Linked DNA regions of Homo sapiens: all the other regions are linked to region 2. Evidence: chromatin contacts called from ENCODE Hi-C or POLR2A ChIA-PET data. All regions are on one chromosome and are shown on one strand. Each heading gives the region's core, a stretch centred on a gene start or an enhancer-like site at or near the end of the contact. The rest is flanking DNA. Distances are from core to core; before and after follow the strand shown.

What was found. Hi-C counts contacts between places; a loop is a spot of excess contacts on that map. ChIA-PET counts read pairs that join two places held with the same protein, here RNA polymerase II (POLR2A). Pooled maps may share reads with other maps.
Region 1: a loop to region 2 is called in a map of CD4-positive, alpha-beta T cell, with 5 times the contacts of the local background. The contact joins the promoter of TRAF2 here to the promoter of DNLZ in region 2. A Hi-C loop is called at or near these places in 1 of 168 maps with a recorded cell type or tissue (CD4-positive, alpha-beta T cell), 1 of 37 single-sample maps with no recorded cell type and 7 of 50 pooled maps. POLR2A ChIA-PET finds 5 or more read pairs at or near these places in 1 of 52 experiments (B cell).
Region 3: a map with no recorded cell type shows a loop between it and region 2 (13-fold over the local background). The contact joins the promoter of PAXX here to the promoter of DNLZ in region 2. A Hi-C loop is called at or near these places in 1 of 37 single-sample maps with no recorded cell type and 7 of 50 pooled maps. POLR2A ChIA-PET finds 5 or more read pairs at or near these places in 1 of 52 experiments (A549).

What each region holds. Positions count from the first base shown.
Region 1 is chr9:136,884,648-136,888,326 of GRCh38, reverse strand. It overlaps TRAF2 (TNF receptor associated factor 2), which reads right to left and starts at 1,811. Exons shown (of 11, transcript NM_021138.4): 1 at 1,786-1,811. MIR4479 (microRNA 4479) reads right to left here and starts at 1,594; the gene lies at 1,524-1,594. LOC105376326 (a long non-coding RNA gene) reads left to right here and starts at 2,073. Exons shown (of 3, transcript XR_930448.2): 1 at 2,073-2,229; 2 at 2,977-3,034; 3 at 3,193-3,547. RefSeq lists enhancers at 379-1,114, 1,115-1,850 and silencers at 1,227-2,036, 2,257-2,386.
Region 2 is chr9:136,362,418-136,365,610 of GRCh38, reverse strand. DNLZ (DNL-type zinc finger) reads left to right here and starts at 1,867. Exons shown (of 3, transcript NM_001080849.3): 1 at 1,867-2,124; 2 at 2,483-2,622. The coding sequence starts at 1,897. CARD9 (caspase recruitment domain family member 9) reads left to right here. Exons shown (of 13, transcript NM_052813.5): 11 at 394-470; 12 at 1,052-1,128; 13 at 1,210-1,655. The coding sequence ends at 1,309. It overlaps LOC124902309 (a long non-coding RNA gene), which reads right to left and starts at 2,242. Exons shown (of 2, transcript XR_007061863.1): 1 at 2,159-2,242. RefSeq lists enhancers at 1-399, 400-1,290 and silencers at 1,502-1,601, 1,632-2,131, 2,232-2,511.
Region 3 is chr9:136,991,047-136,994,553 of GRCh38, reverse strand. It overlaps PAXX (PAXX non-homologous end joining factor), which reads right to left and starts at 2,132. Exons shown (of 7, transcript NM_183241.3): 1 at 1,992-2,132; 2 at 1,854-1,914; 3 at 1,580-1,629; 4 at 1,311-1,501; 5 at 1,143-1,211; 6 at 890-974; 7 at 578-788. The coding sequence starts at 2,110. The coding sequence ends at 749. RefSeq lists an enhancer at 1,397-1,939 and silencers at 1,897-2,276, 2,287-2,576.

The sequences.
Region 1 (3,679 bases), core at 562-3,061, 520 kb before region 2:
CCGGAGTAGCTGGGACTACAGGCGTCAATGGCACCTGATTCTAACCCACTTCTATAAAAGCTCATCTGAGTAATATTCAGGAACACTGATCTGCATGCAGCCATGAATATGAGGCCCTCCAAATACTAGAAGTTAACTTTAAAACTGTAATTTCATGGCCGGGCGCGGTGGCTCATGCCTGTAATCCTAGCACTTTGGGAGGCCGAGGCGGGTGGATCACCTAAGGTCAAGAGTTTGAAACCAGCCTGGCCAACATGATGAAACCCTATCTCTACTAAAAATACAAAAAATTAGCCGGGCGTGGTGGTGCACGCCTGTAATCCCAGCTGCTCGGGAGGCTGAGGCAGAAAAATCGCTTGAACCCAGGAGGCGGAGGCTGCAGTGAGCCGAGATCGAGCCACTGCACTCCAGCCTGGGCAACAAGACCAAAACTATCTCAAAAAATAAATAAATAAAATTACAATTTTATATGTAACCCCATCTTTTTCAGGCTCAAAATAATACCAAATAGAAGCTTGATAACAACCTAAACTCTTAACAACTGTTTATACAAAAGTATCAGAAGCAAGCGTGGTAGAAGAGGAGATCTTGAACCTTACAAGTGTCCACCCATTAATACATTCAGTTCCTCTTATTAAAAACTAGGGCTATTAACAGGGAGAGAGACTGAGTTACAGGGCAGTAATTCCGTCCCTTCAAAATCATGTGGCCACAGAGCAGGGTCCGTTCTCAGTCCTAGTTTCCCTTGACTTGACCCAGACCAGACTCCCTCCTCCTCCGAGCCCCGTCTTCACCGGCTGCCAGACACCCCACCCCCTGTCGGCCCTACACCGAGTGGAGGCTTGGTGCTCTTCTGCACTGACCCTCAGCCCTCGGGGCCTCAAAATGACAACTCCAAAATACCCAGCTCTGGCCCTGACCGTTCCCCTGACCCCAGGCTGCCCATCTGGCCGCCTCCCGAGAGGCCATGGGCGCTGTGACTCCTTCATCTTGGCCTAGGAAGCACCAGCCTTCAGCTGCTCACGCCAGATTCTTGCAGACATTGCAACTCCTCTTTTTCTCGGCTCTACCTTCCACAAACATCCCCTGCTACTGCCAGGACCAGGCCCCGGCCCCGATCCCGGCCCGGTCCACCGCAGCCCATCCCCGCACTGGCTCCTTGCTGCCCCCGACCCTCCCAGCAGCCAGAGGGACTTTTCACCCAGGCTCAGCCTGGGTCTCCCCAGCCACTGGGCAGGAAGGCAGCAGAGTCGGCTCCGCCCCCAGCCTCACTGGTCTTCCCCGACCCCTGGCTGGGGGGCGCTGGCAAACTCAGGGGTCGGAGGCGCCCCTGACCCTCCCGAGCACGCAGCCGGCTGAGGGTGCGGGGCTTCGGGGACACGAGGGGCCCACAGCTGAGCGTGGAGGGGCGACAGGGTGCGGGGGAGCGACGGACCCGGGACGGGGCAGGGCCGGGTGGGCCGCCCACGGGCCTCAGGCGGTACTGGGAGCCGCGACCCCGCGCAAAACCCCGGACCGTGCCCTGGCGCTGCTCCGAGCACGGCCGCGCGCGTTCCCGAACTTTCCCGCGCCAGCCACGCTCGGACTTGGTTTCCGGCCCAGCGGCTCAGAGAAATCCCCTCGGGCTGGCCCCGCCCCCGCCCCGCGGCCTCTCCCGCCCCCGCTCCCGCTCCGGCCCGGAGTCTCCCTGAGAGGTGCCCGCGCCTGCGCCCGACCCCGCGCCCGACCCCGCACCCGACCCCGCGCCCGCGCCCGACCCCGCACCCGACCCCGCGCTCGCCTCACCCAACGGTCGCAGCGCGCCCGGAACTAAGGGCCCGCCCAGCTACCGCCCCCAACGCCGCCGCCGCCGCCGCCGCTCCGCCGCGTGCGCCTGACGGACGGACATGGGAGCCAACCAGCCAGCCCTCAGGAAGCTGTAGCGAGAGCCATTGGCCAGATACGCCCCGCTCCGAGCGCGCCTGACGGACTGACGCCGGAGCCAACCAGCGAGCCCGCAGGAGCCGCAGCGTGCGCCGATTGGTCGGCGCTGAGACGGCGTGGGTACCTAAGTCGCCCTCTGCTTTTTCCTCAAAGAGCGCGCCGGGGCGTTGGTGCGGGGAGCTGGTGAGGTGCTGCGCTGTGGGGTCCGCGCTAATTGGGTCCCTTCCCCAGGTGCGGCGAGACAGCGAGGCCCTTGCTTCCCCTCCCGTGGCCCCGGGGCGGAGACCCCTGCCGCACACCCGAGAGGTGAGCCGGGAGCCCAAGCCGGGCGACACCGGTTCCCACGAGGCGCGCGTCGCGCGCGGGACGCGGGGCCCTGGCGGGGCGGCCGCACCTACCCGACACCTGCGGGTCCCTCCGCCTCCCCCGGTGCCGGGCGCAGAGCGGCGCCTCAATTTGGGTAACATTTATGAGAAACAGGACTAAAAGAATACTGCACACTTAAGTAAGGTATTAAGGCTATGGGGTCTCCTTTTGGGGTGAGGTAATGCTCTGCAACCGGACAGTGGTGACGGCCGCCCGACATGGCCGGTGTGCTAATCTACTGGGTTGTGCACTTTATTTATTTTTTTTTTTGAGACGGAGGCTCACTCTGTCGCCCAGGCTGGAGTTCAGTGGCGCGATCTCGACTCACTGCAACCTCCGCCTCCCGGGTTCAAGCGATTCTCCTGCCTCAGCCTCCCGAGTAGCTGGGACTACAGGCGCCCGCCATCACGCCCGGCTAATGTTTGTATTTTTGATAGAGACGAGGTTTCACCATGTTGGCCAGGCTGGTCTTGAACTCCCGACCTCAAGTGAAAACACAACCTATGGCCTCCAGACACTCAAATGAAAACAGTGGCCTTGGCGGCCAAAACAGGGGCTGCCCTAGGAGTCCTGTGGGCTGCATGGGGGAGGCGGCACTGTCATCTGCCCAGGAGAACGGGAGCTGCAGCAGGTTCTCTCTGGCGGTGCACGGGCTAGCACTGGACACACCACCCCCTCTCCATCCAGCCTTTGGTGAAATGGAGACCTTTCACCCCGCTTTGCAGAGAAGGAAACGTTCACGGAGGTAAGTCTCCTCCAAGCATTCAGACCCTGAGACCACGGGACTCCTCAAGGATGGAATACACTGCAAAACAGGGCAGGCTTTGAAGTTGCATAATTTACACAGGCCACGCTGTCCCCAGGCGCCAATGCCACATTTCATATATGTTACTTGGTTTGCAGTTGGAATTCCCCTCCGCCCCAAACCCACATTCCTGGGACAGCAAGGCCTTGAGATGGAACTCAGGAAGCCATCGGATTCCATCAACGTCATCACCCCTGAGTTTGCTGCAAGCAGCCATGGAAACGTCCCAAGTCCGCACCTGCAGGCTCAGTGAGGTTGCTCAAGCCCAGGAACTAACTGAGCTCTCAAACGTAAGAAGGCGTCTCCTCCTGGCTGCACCTGGGAGGCTCAAAGCTGTCCTGAGTCTGCAGCAGCCAGCTCGGGATGAGAAAGGGTTCACGTGGCAGTTCATGCCTATAATCCCAGCACTTTGGGAGGCTGAGGCAGGAGGACCGCTTGAGCCCATGAGTTCGAAACCAGCATGGGCAGCATGGGGGAACCCCATCTCTACCAAAAAAAGGAAAAAAAATTTAGCTGGGTGTGGTGCTGCACACCTGTAGTCCCAACTGCTTGGAAGGCTGAGGCAGGAAGATGACTGAAGCTCAG
Region 2 (3,193 bases), core at 618-3,117:
GTAGCTGTCCCCAACTCTCTCCCCAGGGCCGCCATGCCCACAGATGCTTTGGAGTGATGGGGGACGGTGCTGCTCAGGCCCAGGGTTTAAGTTCCCCCGAGGTCTGGGAGGCGTTCCTCCCTGGCAGGCAGCCAGCTCGGGGGAGGGATGGTCACTGGCGGGAGCGTTGGGCCTGGGCTGGCATCTGGCGGCCTCCTGGAGCAATGAACAGGCAAGCGAGGCCATAAGGCCTCAGTCTCATCTACAGAAAGCAGAGTCTACACTGGACCCATGTGGGGATCCCACCAGGCCTTGGAAGACAGCCCCACTGCAATGCCGGGGAGGGGTGGGGCAGCCGTGCTATACGTGGCCCAGCAGATGGGCAGGTCCCACAGGCACGACTCTCCTTTCCAGGCTGCCTTGCCGGCGGGGGGAGCCCGAAACAGCCCTTTGCAGCTCTGCACCAGGAGCAGGTTTTGCGGAACCCCCATGTAAGGCTTCCCCGGGGTGGGGTCCTCCCAGCCGTGGGCCTCAGGGTGACCGATCACAGGGAGAGTGGCTCCCTGCCCTGGGCACCCCCTGCGGTGGCCCCGACGACAGCTGAGGAGTGACCACAAGGTCTCTGCCCACAGTGCTCGGGGTGCGGTGTCTGGGCTGCGAAGTGGATCCCCCTTTCTTGGGCACTGCAGCAGCTTGGGGGGCTTTTTGGACGTGGATGTGCCTGGTCCTGGTTTTCCGAGGGCCTTTACAGTGGATGAGGAGGTGAACACAGGAGTCCTGAGAGCAAGCACCACCTCGGGCTTTGTTGTAGAAACAATGGCCCGGACCCCAGGCTGGAGCCGTGGCTTGGCCTCCTGGGTGTGTCTTGGCATCTGAAATGCAGGCTACCCACACCGGCTCACCTCCAGGGGTACAGGCAGGTCCCACAGGGAGAGCTTGGCGCTGAGCTGAGGCTGTCTGGGCTCCTCGCCTCCCAACCAGTCTGCAGTTACAGGGGCCAGTGGGGGGCGGGTGAGAAGGACGGGTTCCCTCAGGGGAGCCGGCCGGAGCCCGAGCCTTCCCCCTTCTCCAGGACGCAGGCCTGAGCAGCGGGGAGCCGCCCGAGAAGGAGCGGCGGCGCCTCAAAGAGAGTTTTGAGAACTACCGCAGGTAGGCGGGCGGCCCCCAGGCTTCTCCAAAACGGGCTGGGGAGCGGCAGCCGGGTCGCGCCTGAGACACCTGTCTTCACAGGAAGCGCGCCCTCAGGAAGATGCAGAAAGGATGGCGGCAGGGGGAGGAGGACCGGGAGAACACCACGGGCAGCGACAACACCGACACTGAGGGCTCCTAGCCGCAGCAGCGCAGGCCCCGACCAGGGCACACCCACCGGCCCGGCCTCCTGCCACCCGGGGGTGCCGACGCCCTGGGGCGCAGACTTCCCCGAGCCGTCGCTGACTTGGCCTGGAACGAGGAATCTGGTGCCCTGAAAGGCCCAGCCGGACTGCCGGGCATTGGGGCCGTTTGTTAAGCGGCACTCATTTTGCGGAGGCCATGCGGGTGCTCACCACCCCCATGCACACGCCATCTGTGTAACTTCAGGATCTGTTCTGTTTCACCATGTAACACACAATACATGCATGCATTGTATTAGTGTTAGAAAACACAGCTGCGTAAATAAACAGCACGGGTGACCCGCATTCCCGCTCGGACACTCGCGCGCAGCCCCGCGGCCGTCCCTCCTCGCTGCGGCCCGCGGTGTCCTCGGGGTGCGAGCTGCACGTGGACGCAGGGCCCCCTCAGGCCGCCAGGGGGCGGCATAGCGCAGCGCGCCCCCGACCCGGAAGACGGAAGCCCAAGAACGCCGCTTCCGCCCGGCGCCCACTTCCAAGATGGCGGCGGGGCGGGGCCGGGGCAGGGCGGACGGAGCCGGCGAGCGGGATGCTGCGGACTGCGCTGCGCGGCGCGCCGAGGTTGCTGAGTCGCGTGCAGCCCCGGGCGCCCTGCCTGAGGCGGCTGTGGGGCCGCGGGGCCCGTCCAGAGGTCGCGGGGAGGCGGCGGGCCTGGGCCTGGGGCTGGCGGCGCTCAAGCTCCGAGCAGGGGCCGGGGCCCGCGGCGGCTCTGGGGCGCGTGGAGGCGGCGCACTACCAGCTCGTCTACACCTGCAAGGTAGGCGCGCGGCGGGACGGAACCGGGGACAGACCCGTATCTGACGCTACACGGCCTGCGGGGAGAAGCGGCCCGCCGGGGATCCGGGAGGCGGCGTGGTCAAGTCACAGGAAGGAGTGGAGCCACCCCTTGGGGCTTCTGGGAGGGAGCGGAGGCGGACCATGAGGAGGGGTGGAGCCGTCCCTGGGGCGGGGCCTTCCCGGGAGAGGGCGAGGTTGGGGGTGGGTGGAGCTATCCCTCGGGGGCGGGGCCTTCTCTGGAGAGGGTGAGGTGGCTGGAGCTACCCCTAGAGGGGCGGGTCTTCCCGGGAGGGGCGTGGCGGCCCTCACAGCCTCACCAGCTACCCTGTCCCAGCCAGGTCTGCGGGACTAGGTCCTCCAAGCGCATCTCCAAGCTGGCCTATCACCAAGGCGTGGTCATTGTGACCTGCCCCGGCTGCCAGAACCACCATATCATCGCTGACAACCTGGGCTGGTTCTCGGACCTGAATGGGAAGAGGTGAGGCCTGTACCCCAGGGCTGGGCCAGAAGGCCACCCAGAAGTACCCTGGCCTCCCTGGGGGAACCTTGCCCTAGTGTTGAGGTTTATAGATCTCACCTGGGAAATCCAGCCACCTTATCAATACAAGACACACAGTTAAATGAGAATTTCCTATAAAGCCCAGATAGCTTTTGAGTTTAAGTATGCCCCAAGTAGGGGGTGCGTTTTTATTTGTTAAATTTTGCCAGCCCTGTGGCCCTGCCTCCCTGCCTCTGCCTGCCCTCTGCCATCACTGGCAGCCTTGTCCCTCTCTAGCGTGGAACTTTTTTGCCCTCTGCCATCTTGGGGTGGCTGGCCCACAGCAAGGCTTGGGGTGTGGACCAGGAGGTGTGGCCTGGGCCCTGGCTGCTGGGAGAGCAGTGGAGGTGGTGCCGGGAGCCTGGTCCGGGCCTTGCCTGGCCGGGAGGTCCTGGGCAGGACAGTAACAGCGACAGCAGGTCTGAGACCAGCATGCCAGGTGCTTGGTGGTACCTGGCCCTTGGAGCTGGGACTGTCCTCCCATCAGACCCGGGGCTGCAGATTCTTCCCT
Region 3 (3,507 bases), core at 883-3,382, 630 kb before region 2:
CGATAGCCCAGAACCACAGGGGCAGGAGCGCCGGGGGTCGGGCCGGTCCCATCCTCCACGCTAAGAAGGCGCAGACTCCAGGCCTCCTGCAACCGGTGGCCTCAGGGATCTCCAGGACCGGACTGGGCTCCCAAACCAGTCAGGCCGGGGTGGGGCGGGGTGCCCCAGGTGGATGGGGGCTGGCACATTCCTCAATCCTGTCCCGGGGCAGGCGCTCCCCTCCCCGCAGGGCACTTCCAGTGTCTCAGGGTCTACACGGGACTTCTGTCTGCATCCTCCCACGGGGCTCCGTGCCCTACCTGGGTGCGGCCTGGGAGGGTGGGAACAAAGTTCTAAGCCTTGGGGAGCCCTGGCCCTGCCTGGCTGGGCCCCTCTCAGCTCCTGGGCTGGCAGGGCTGGAATAGCTGGACGGTCTGAGAGTGCTCACCTCCCTCCGGCCCAGCAAGGAAGTCTCCAGGGAGCTGAGAGGCTGCAGCATCTGTTCACATCCTGTGGCCCTACACCCAGAACACAGGCCCAGGGGTGTTCCCTGATCCCTTCCCAGGCCAGTGCCAGGAGTCAGAGCCCCACCAGAGCCTCCAACCAAGGGAGCTGTTTATTTGACAGGGAAGGAATTTGAGGAGCCGTGTTAGTCCTGGCCCAGGACAGGCAGGTGGAGGTGGTGGCGGGGGGTCTCTGATGGGGGCCTCAAAGACTGCCTCTCCCCTCATAGGCGGACTCCCCGCGGGGCCACGCTTGTGCTGCACCTTCAGGTCTCATCGAAGTCCACGCCACCAGCTGGTTTCTTACTGGGAGGGAAGAGGGGTGTCACTATGGCACTATGGTGTGGAGAAAGGGGTGGGGTCCAGGATTGGACCCTGGGCGCAGGAAGGGGGCTGTGGGAGGGTACCTCTTGAACCCGGGGTTGATGAGCGACTCTCCTGGACACCGCCTCCTGACTCCAGGTCCAGGGCCACCTCTCTGGGGATCTGGGTCTGGGGGAAAACAGGACAGGGGCAGCTCCTGAACCTGGCAGCATCCCAACCACAACCTTCTCCGAATAGATAGGCATTCTCTCTGGAGCGTGAGTCTTGTTTGGGGGGAAACTGAGTTCCAGGTTAAAGAGCACAGCCCTACTTGAGTCACAGGCGGACATGCCTTACCTGGTAAGAAGAGCTGAGGCCCTGCAGGCCGGGGGCTCTTCCTCGGGCTGACAGCTGTCTCTTCTGCAGCTGGGGAGGAAAGCCCATGGGAACCCCACTCAGTGCCAGGAGTGGGGGCAAGAGCAGGGGACCCCAGTGAAGGTATGAGGTGCCCACCCCCAATCCTACCTGCCAGTCGCCGCTCCAGGCTCCACACGCGTTTTGCCAGGCCCAGTGTCAGCGCCCGCAGCCTGGGGGCTGCCTCTGGGCCTGGTACCTTGGAGAGGTCAAAGGCCAGTGCCGAGGGCCCCCCTGAAAGCGTCAGGGATGCTCTGTCCTCCTGCAGAGTCAGAGCCACAGCTTGCTGCTCACAGGCTGCCCTGGGAGAGGAGAGGTGCGGAGAGCTGTGGCAGACCCTCCTCCTCCCCACCCGTCCTTCCTCCCTGCTTGGGTCTCACCTGAACCGGGGGGTGATGTCCTCAGCCGCACTCAGGCCAAAACGGGCTTTCTAGAGAGCACAGGGGCTTGTCACGAGCTGCCTGGAACCCGAGGCCCACTGGGGGCACCCGAAACCTGCCCGACCCCAGAGCCCTAGCCAATGGGAGGACTACAGCTACAGGGCGGGCAGAGGGTGTCAGAGCCTTCTGGGGAATCCCAGATGTCTGTCGCCCCATAGACGATCTGCACTGCAAGGAGGGGTGTGGCGGCTCCCAGACCCGCCCAGTTACCCACGAGGGCCGCCAGGCTGTCCGGCGTGAAGCAGGTGCTCCAAAGCTCCGCGGCGTCGGTCACGCTGGGGGAGAAGGCCTGTCAGGCGGGGCCGCCCGCGGAGCTCCCTGCACCCCTACCTCCCCGCGGACCCCCACTCACTAGAGGTTGAAGCCGCCGCGGTCCCCCTCCCCGCTTTCCTCCCCTTCGCAGTAGCACACGAAGCGGGGCGGCTCGGGGCCCGGCGGCAGCGTGCAGAGCGGCGGCGACAGCGGATCCATGGCGCCGGGCGAGCGGGAACCCGGCGGGGCGGGGCTTGGGCGCCGGGAGGGGCGGGGCTGTGCGGGCTCAGGGCTCCTGCGCGGAAGAACGACTTCCGGAGCCGGGTGCAGGCCAGTCGCGGGCTTAGGGAGCTTGCGCGGGGCGGAGTCTGGTTGGGGGCGGGGTCTGTGTGTGGAGGCGGGGTTAGGGGCGGGGTTATGAGGGTGGGGGGATTCGGGGCGGGGCTAAAGGCACAGGCCGGGCCGCGCGGACCCGGTACCCGCGCGGGCTTCAGGCGACTAGAGGCCGAGTTTAGTGCGCGGGGCGGGCCGGAGCAGGGCGTCCTGGGTCAGGGATCCAGAGGCCCTGCCCCCAGCGCTGGCCTCGCCGGTCGTGGGCTCCACGGCGCGATCCCGGGCTCTGGCCCTCGCGCCCGCGAGCAGCCCCACTCGAACCTCGCCCCCTCCCGCCCCCGCCCCGGCTCCAAGTCCAGCCGAGTCCAGGTTCCCTCCGTGGCTCTGCGGATACATCCTGGAGCCCCGCCCTTCCATCGTCTTCACACACAAACCGGAAGCTTCCTAACTCTAATCGTAAGAAGTTACGGTTGGTCCGGCAAGGTGACTCACGCCTGTAATCCCAGCACTTTGGGAGGCCGAGGCGGGCAGATTGCCTGAGGTCAGGAGTTCGAGACCAGTCTGGCCAACATGGTGAAACCCCGTCTCTACTAAAAATACAAAAAAATTAGCCAGGTGTGGTGGCGCACGCCTGTGAGGCAGGGGAATTGCTTGAACCAGGGAGGTGGAGGTTGCAGTGAGCCGAGATCGCGCCACTGCATTCCAGCCTGGGCAACAGAGCGAGACTCTGTCTCAAACAAACAAAAAAAGAAGTCACAGTACAGAGCGATCTCCAGGGAAGAAGGCTTCTGCGCTCTCTGTCCCGCGCATGGTATTCCTCCAGCTCCTCCTACGTGCCTGTTGTCCTAGGCCTGGATATCGATCAACAGACAAGGTCTCTGACTCCCTGGAGCTTCTAGGATCCAATAGGAGAGACACCACACTCTCAGGCAGGGCCAAGCGCCAGGAGAAACTGCAGCGGGTGCTATGAGGGCAGGAGGAAGAGGATGGCTCCCACCAGGGACAGGGAGATCCCAGGCGGAGGCCTGGCCACATAAATAATGGTTCTGTTCAAGGCTCGGCAAGAAGGCCAGGTTGGCAGCATGGTGCTGTGGGGAGGGCCAGTGGGTCTGTAAGCTACGCTTCCATATCGGAGTGCTCCCACAGCAAGCCTGCCTCACCTCCTCCTGCTTCCCAGTTCACTCCCAGTCCTGGCTCCTGCCCCCTGGGCCTCTGCACATGCTGCTGTTTCTGCCTGGCACATCCTTTCCCCAGACTCACATGCTTCCTTCAGGTCTTTACTC